Regions from separate parts of the Homo sapiens genome. Here region 1 is linked to region 2. A link is a loop called in an ENCODE intact Hi-C map of the cell type or tissue named here. Cell type or tissue: GM12878. All regions are shown on one strand.

Evidence for each region. Peaks named below come from ENCODE experiments on the same cell type or tissue, not always from the same donor. Only the 100,000 strongest peaks of a DNase experiment are listed, where the experiment ranks them.
Region 1: a loop joins it to region 2, with 2.7 times the contacts of the local background. A loop is called at or near these places in 1 of 110 quality-filtered maps.

What each region holds. Positions count from the first base shown.
Region 1 is chr16:58,940,636-58,944,635 of GRCh38, reverse strand. No RefSeq gene overlaps it. Among named protein-coding and RNA genes, the nearest start is that of GOT2, 210 kb to the right of the region's middle. In GM12878, no CTCF peak of the experiment used is centred here; no DNase peak of the experiment used is centred here.
Region 2 is chr16:58,852,607-58,856,606 of GRCh38, reverse strand. All of the region lies in intron 2 of LOC107984867 (a long non-coding RNA gene), which reads right to left. The region is part of intron 2 of LOC105371296 (a long non-coding RNA gene); the gene reads left to right. Among named protein-coding and RNA genes, the nearest start is that of GOT2, 120 kb to the right of the region's middle. In GM12878, no CTCF peak of the experiment used is centred here; a DNase peak (open chromatin) is centred at 1,996; H3K27ac peaks cover 831 bases.

The sequences.
Region 1 (4,000 bases), 88 kb before region 2:
TCATAAAAAGTTTCACCAGGGAGAGAGGAAAAGGAAAAAAATGGGAATTGGAAGGACAAAAAAAAGAACCTACCCTTGAGGAGCTTTTGATGGAATTTTGAATTTGAAATAAATTACTTTAATTCAGTTAGAAAAAATTACCAGTTATCACATGATAAAATGTTAAGTAGTATAAGGCCACACAGACTCAGAGAGCACAAAATCAATGTGGAAATGAATTAGTCTGGGAAGGTTCCATTCAAGAGCTGGAATGTAAATCAGTCCTTGTAGGGTAAGTCAAATAAAGATACGCAGATAGGAAAGTACAGAAATTGCTGTTAGTCACTCTACCTGTCAGTTTTCTTGATTACATGCAACAAGAATCAATTCTAACTTAAACACAGAAAAGAACTTATTGTAAGTATATACTATACTTCATAGAATCAACAGAAAGTTGAGAACAAAGCTAAGAAAATGGGCAGGAACCAAGGGAAGCCACATAGCTATAAAACACAGCCAACATCATTTGGTAGGATAGTCTGGGGACGTCTCCACCACTGACATGCAACGAAAACAGTCACCAGACAGCTGATGCCACTACAAGTGACTCTTGACACTGCTACTACAATAATGAATCTCTAAACTAGTGTTCACTATTTTGTTAACTCTCTCAGTATTAAAAACAAAAGACAAGGCTGGGTGCGGTGGCTCATGCCTGTAATCCCAGCACTTTGGAAGGCCGAAGCAGGTGGATTACCTGAGGTCAGAAGTTCAAGACCAGCCTGGTCAACATGGTGAAACCCCATCTCTACTAAATATACAAAAATTAGCTGGCCGTGGTGGCAGGCATCTGTAATCCCAGCTACTCGGGAGATTCTATTGAGGCAGTAGAATCCTTTGAACCCGGGAGGCGGAGGTTGCAGTGAGCCAAGATCGCTCCATTGCGCTCCAGCCTGGGCAACAAGAGCAAAATTTCCTATCAAAAAAAAAAAAAAAAAAAAGATGATACAACTGGATATCCACATGCAGAAAAATGTAATGAGACCAACCCTTATCTCACACCATATACAACAATTAACTCAAAATTGATTAGAGACTTAAATGTAAAACCTGGAACTGGCTGGACATGGTGGCTCATGCCTGTAATCCTAACACTTTGGGAAACCAAGGTAGGAAGATCACTTGAGCTCAGGAGATCAAGACAAGCATGGGCAACATAGGGAAACCCCGACTCCATAAAAAATACAAAAAATTAGCTAGGTGCAGGGGTGTGTACCTGCACTCCCAGCAACTTGGGAGGCTGAGGTGGGAGGATTGCCTTAGCCCAGGAGGTCAAGGTTGCAGTGAGCCATGATCGCAGCACTGCATTCCAGCCTGGGCAACAGACTGAGACCCTATCTCAAAAAAAATAAAAAACAAACAGACCTGGAACTATGAAACTACTAGAAGAAAACAGGTAAAAAGCTCCAAAGCAAATCTAGGATTGCGTCAAATTAAAAGCTTCTGCACAGCAAAGGAAACAATCAGATGAAGACACAATCTAAGAGATGAGAGAAAATATGAGCAAACCATACATCTGAAAAGAAGTTAATATCAAAAATATACAAAAAATTCAAACAATAGCAAGAAAACAACCCAATTATTTAAAAATGGACAGAGGATCTGAATAGACATTTCTTCAAAAGATGACATGCAAGTGGCCAATGGGTATATAAAAAATACCAGACATCACATCATCAGAGAAATGCACATTAAAACCACAATGAGATATCACCTCACACTTGTTAGAATGGCTATTATCAAAAAGACAAAAAAGAAGTGTTGACATGGATGTGGACAAAAGAGAAGACTTGCACACTGTTGGTGGGAATATAAATTAGCATAGGCACTATGAAAAATAACATGGAAGTTCCTCAGAAAACTAAAAACAGAACTACCCTATGATCCAACAATCCCACTATTGGGTATTTATCCAAAGAAATGAAATCAGTATGTCAAAGATATATCTGTACTCCCATGTTTATTGCAGCACTATTCACAATAGCCAAGATATGCAATCAACCTAAGTGTCCATCAGCAGATGCATGGATAAAGAAAATGTGGTATATATGAACAATGGAATAATATTCAGCCTTTTTAAAAAAAAAAAGAAAATCCTGTTATTTTCAACAGCATTTCCCAACCGTTTTGGTACCACGGACTGGTTTTGGTGGCGGCAGGGGGCGGGGGAGGCGGGGGAGGGGATGCTTTGGGGGATGATGCAAGTACATTTCATTTATTGTGCACTTTATTACTATTACATTGTATATATGATGAAATAATTATACAACTCACCATAATGTAGAATTAGTGGGAGCCCTGAGCTTGTTTTCCTGGAACTAGACGGCCCCATCTGGGGGTGATGGGCGACAGTGACAGATCATCAAGCATTAGATTCTCATAACGAGTGTGCTACCTAGATCCCTGGCATGCACATTTCACAATAGGGTTCACACTCCTGTAAGAATCTAATGCCATTGCTGATCTGACAGGAGGCAGGGCTCAGGCAGTAATGTGAGCAATGTGGAGTAGCTATAAATGCAGATGAAGCTTCACTCACTCACCCGCCGCTCACCCTCCTCCTGCTGTGCAGCCCAGTTCCTAACAGGCCACAGACCAGTACTGGTTGGTGGCCTAGGGGTTGGGGACCCCTGATTTGTAACATGGATAAACCTGGAGGACATTATTTTAAGTGAAATAAGCTAGGCACAGAAAGACAAATACCACATGATCTCACTAATATATGGAATATTAAAAAGTTGAACTCGTAGAAGTAGAGAGTGGAATGGTGGTTACCAGGGGCTGGGGAGGGTGAGTGGGTGTTGGAGAGATGTTAGTTAAAGAATACCAGAGTGAGAACCTGTCTCAAAACCAACAAGCAAACAAAAGAATATTAGATTTCAGTTAGATAAGAGAAGTAACTTCAAGAGATCTAATGTACAACAGGTAACTATAGTTAATAACAATGTATTGTAGTCCTGAAAATTGCTAAGAGTTTGTGGTGAGATTTTAAGTGTTCTCACACAACAAAATGATAAGTATATGAGGTAACATATGTGCTAATTAGCTCGATTTAGCCATTCTATAATGTATACATATTTCAAAACGACTTTTATACATGATACGTTTTATTTTTTAATTAAAAAATGTTATTTTTTATCAGTTAAAAATTAATATAAGCAACAAGAGAAATAGACGATTGGAGAGGAGGAAAGTGGGAGTAGGAAGAGTAGGAGGAGGGTTAGAAGGAGGAAGAGAAAGTGGAAAAGAAGCAGCAGCAGAAGATGACCATAGCAATGACATTCTTGTTAATAACAAATTCCATAAAATGGTGCCCTGGTTGCTCAGATGAGGAAAGAAATAGTCTCCCCCTACTCCTTTCTCAAACACCATTAGTTTCTAAAATGTGAGGTACTCCTACATTATAACAATAGAAAACTTGTTCCACATAGAAAGCTTGAATTCTAGGTGGCCTCAAACTTTTGAACTCCACCCCCACCATTAAAAAAAAATGCAGAGATTCTGTAAGGGTTTCTGGTATTTTTTAGCACTTGGAGAACCAGTATTGTGATTCTCAATGATCTGGATGTTGGAGAGGCACAGCAATGCCGGGAATCCTGTCTGAGTTCCTCCATGATGGCACCTTTATCTTTTTCAAAAGCTCCCTCATTTCAAAAACTGCCACATAAAATATATCCATGGGAAAGCTAGAAAACAACAAGGTCTTGGGAAAGCAGGCTCTATTGAAACATCCCTAACATAGTCAATTCTCTGTCAAGGGGCTGCTGAAACTATCACAGAGACTTAACACAGAAACGAAACAGAAAGTCACTAAATACTGGCTAGTGATAGCTCAACAATTCATATATATAAATATATATGGTGTGGCCAATATGGTAAGAAGATTAAAAAGTATTGAGAACCTACTATGTGCCTTTCAGTGTATTAAGAATTTTACATTTATAGTTTTAAGTCAGCAGAC
Region 2 (4,000 bases):
CACTGGGCTTCACAAATGAAACCAGAAATACCTCTTATGGTCAGTCCAACTCACATATTACAAATACTGAAATGCCCTTTGTCTGCCAGGTGAACTTTTAATGATACCTTAAGACCCAAATCAAAGAATACCTATTTGGTAACACTTCTCTGAATGGCCCCCACCCCAAAAAGGTGAGACATTCACTCCTGTGTTCTTACAGTACTTTGTGCTTGCTTCTTAAATACATGGCTCCAAACCCTAGCTTTGCAACTGATTTTTGGGCAATGCTGATCATGTTTCTTCGCATCAGTAAAGCAGAGAGAAAAACAGAATTTACTTCCTAGTGTCAAATGAAATAATCACTAATGAATTCTTGCCTGGGTCCCCAGTACATGAAAATAACAGCTAGTGGTTGTGAAGAGCTTACTATGGTGTCATTTATAATTTCCCCCACTAAAACAGGAGCTCCTTTAGTGAAAGAGACTTAATTACCTATGAATCCTTACTATCTAACAAGCAGTCTGGCATGTAGAGGGAGCTCCATACATACTTGTGGAGGGCATGAATGAGTGGGTCTAAGCGGGATATCCGATGATCAGTGTCCACTGCCACAAATAAATTAAAGCCCTGGTTCTTGGCAGATTCCCGGTGATGAAGTGTCTGGGTTGGTTCACACAGCCACAGGTTGAGCTCCAGCTCAGCGAGCCTGCTGAGTCGTTTCTGCACACCGACTATCTCTGACTGCTCTTCATCCCAATCGCTGGCTTAATCACCTCTGCTGGCTTCTTTCCTGCGTCTTGGGGAGTGAAAAAGTTTCTGCTACTAAAAGAATGACTGCCTGTGATCCCATCCTTTCCATTTGGACAGTCTCCTATTATTGTCGATTCTCCCCTTGCTTTAACAAGTGGCTTCCGCTTCATCACAAAGCATTCTGTGCTTATATCTCTCTTTATCTCTGTGTGGAGTGGAGCAGAGCAGAGAGAGTTCCTCCCTGCCCACATTGTGCTGACACTGAAAGAGACACAATCATCAGGCGGGGAGGAAAGGTGGCTTTTGAATCAGAACAAATGCATCCCAGCTCAATTCTATGCTTCGTTTAATTAGGAATCAATTGGCTCTGGCCACCATGACTGAGTTCCTCTTTTCATAGGAAACCAGAACTCACTCACTCTCTTTACTTGTAGGAGAAGTGCAGAGACACAAGGAAGAACTGAGTGGAGTTTGGAATAAAAAGCAGCATCTTGCAGAAGGAGAATCAGAGTGACCAAAAATACATATAAACAAAGATGATATAATGAGGAAATTAATCCCAATCCCAAAAATGTATTAAACACCTGTTATTGATATGTGCTAGGAACTGTGCTAGAATCTGGGGGTGCACCTTTAAATAAGATTAGTTACTGCATTCAAGAAATTTGGTGAAATAAAAATCATATGATTATTGGGAGTAACTTACATTATTTAGCTTGAGAAGGGAAAGCAGAAGAGGTGCCATGAGGCTTGTCTCAAAATACATGATGGGGTGTAGAAGTGAGCTTCCTCCAAGCCCCTTAAAATCATCTACAAAACGCTACCCTATCTTGCAACATCATTGTAAATGGGAGTTTCATAGGGCTGTACCTGAAAGCACCTAAAATCACAGCACTCCTGAGAAACGGTAATGTATAAGTGCCTAACTTTGTCGCTGCCAGTGATCCTCCTCCTTCTACCCCCAAGCCAAAGAGAGAGATTCATGTGCTTGTATTAATAAAAAATAAATATTGGTATACCAGTATTTATAAATATTGGTATACCAGTATTTATAAAATACCAATAAATATTGATATTTTAAAATACCAATGCTTTTATTGGTAACATCCTAAGAACACGGGAAATGAAGACTAGGATACACAGCTTGATAGGAGCAGAACTAGAAGCTGATCATCTTTCACACGACCTCAGGAAGTGTGACTTCAGCTGTCATATGGGGGCTTTCCAGCCACAAAGTGTCATTGTCAAGAGTTGCAACCTTTTACTTCATCTCTTTAAATTCACACTTCATACCATTTGTCACACCCAATGGCTCAGAACCAACTCCAAGTTAGCACAGCCCCTCTACTTGAATGTTTGTGACTGTCTCTATTTCTGGGTCACCTGGCTTCACAGCTCTCTTCCTCACTGTCTTCCTCCTTCTGAATTAACAAACTGACTTCAGAGGCAAGGCGAGACTTGGCTTGGGACCCAGATGGCTGTGAGCACACATTTATTAGTCATAACTCTTAGAATTGCAAATTAATGAAGATTCAACTCAAAGTAACATAAGTAAAACAGGGGAATTGTTCAATCATGTAATGGAAAAAGGCTAGTAGGAGAGTTGGTTTTAAGCTTATCCCTCTCTATCTGTCCACCTGTCTATGGATCTCTATCTCTCTGCCTCTCTTTCTTTCCCCATGCCCTGGCTCCACTTTCATCTGTGTACATTTCATACTCAAACAGGAGCTCTCCATGTGGTCTCTGGAAGCTCCCGTCTTTCATCTTTAAACTATAAAAGCAGCACAAAGGACTGCCAACTTCCTTCCAATCTCCCCGGTAACAGTCAAAGTATTAGCTCTGATTGGATTAACTAGGGCATGTGCCCATTCCTGAAGAAAATGCTGTCGCACCAGGGATTGGATCAACTGATGGCCAGGCTGGTCATTCACACACCCCTGAGCTGAAGGTGTGTCACCTCTTGGTCCAAGAGAGGAGATGCTGTGCTTCCTAAATGAGTCTCCAGAAGCTGTTATTAGTGGGACTAATGAATGCTGAGAAGAGAAAGGAAAAAGCCAGAAATTTCCCCTGAGTTCCCACATTGGAACATGCCATCCTAGCTGAGCCTGTAGCTTTCAACTATTTGAGAGGGCAAGCAAGAAACAAAGGCACCTGAACCCAATTTTAGGTGTATAAGACTCGGTTTGTTTCCTGTAGCTCATCATCCTCTTATGTCTTCTGAAAGGAAAAACTGATAGAAAGTGAGGGTGAGAGAATACACAACAGCGGGAAGGACATCAGTTCTCCATCTTTTGTGAGATCAGTGACATCAGATGTTAATAGAGGCAAAATATGACAGATCCAGATGACAACTGCTGGCAGGACTGTGGGGCTGTTCTAGCAGGAAGCTCTCACTTCGTTTTCCTTTAGGACAAGCACACCGATGCAGAGCTGGACTATCTGCACAAACAAATAAGTTGTTTCTGAATTGTAAGTGCTATAAAGAGGATTATAATGAGGATTTGAACTTCAGAGTCTAGCTTAACTTTGGATATGAGAAAGAAACTAACCATCACCTTTTCAAACCTGAATTGTCTCTCTTTACTTCTCCAATCAATTACAAAGGTCATGGATATGGAGAAATTGGAACCCGGATGGTTTAGTTCATATGAAAATATATAAAATATATTTCCACAGCAGAAAGAAATCTTGTCAAAGCATTTTTGAGTGGATTTTTGTTGCTGTTGTTCTGTTTGGTTTGCTTTTTCATTTTATCTGCTGCTTCCCAATGTCCCATCACCTAAGGGTCACTTTATTGTACATTATTTCATCCATGGCTCTACTACTGGGATCTTCATATGGTGCATTTATGGAAACTCATAAATTTTTTGTTTTCATGGCACAAAGTGGAATTTCTAATAACAATAATGTTTTAAATACTATCAATCTCATCATTATCATTATCAATACCAAAAACTATAAAATAAAAACGTAGTACAAGTTTTTATACTAAGTTTAATAGCCATATTGATGAGTGTTTGCAACGCATCATGTTCCCTGTAAGCACTTTATCTGTATTGCCCAAAGTAAGTTTTACAGCAAAACTATGAAGCCAACACTTTTTTTTAATCATCACATTAAAAAACAAAAATTGATACTCAGAAGCCAATGCCTCAACCAGTAGAGGCAGCTAGTGTGTCCTCCCCAACCTGTTCCAGGTCCCTCTCAGCAAACACACATCTTCTGTTCCTTTCCTCTGCCTGCTGCGCTCTCTCCAGCATTTGCAACT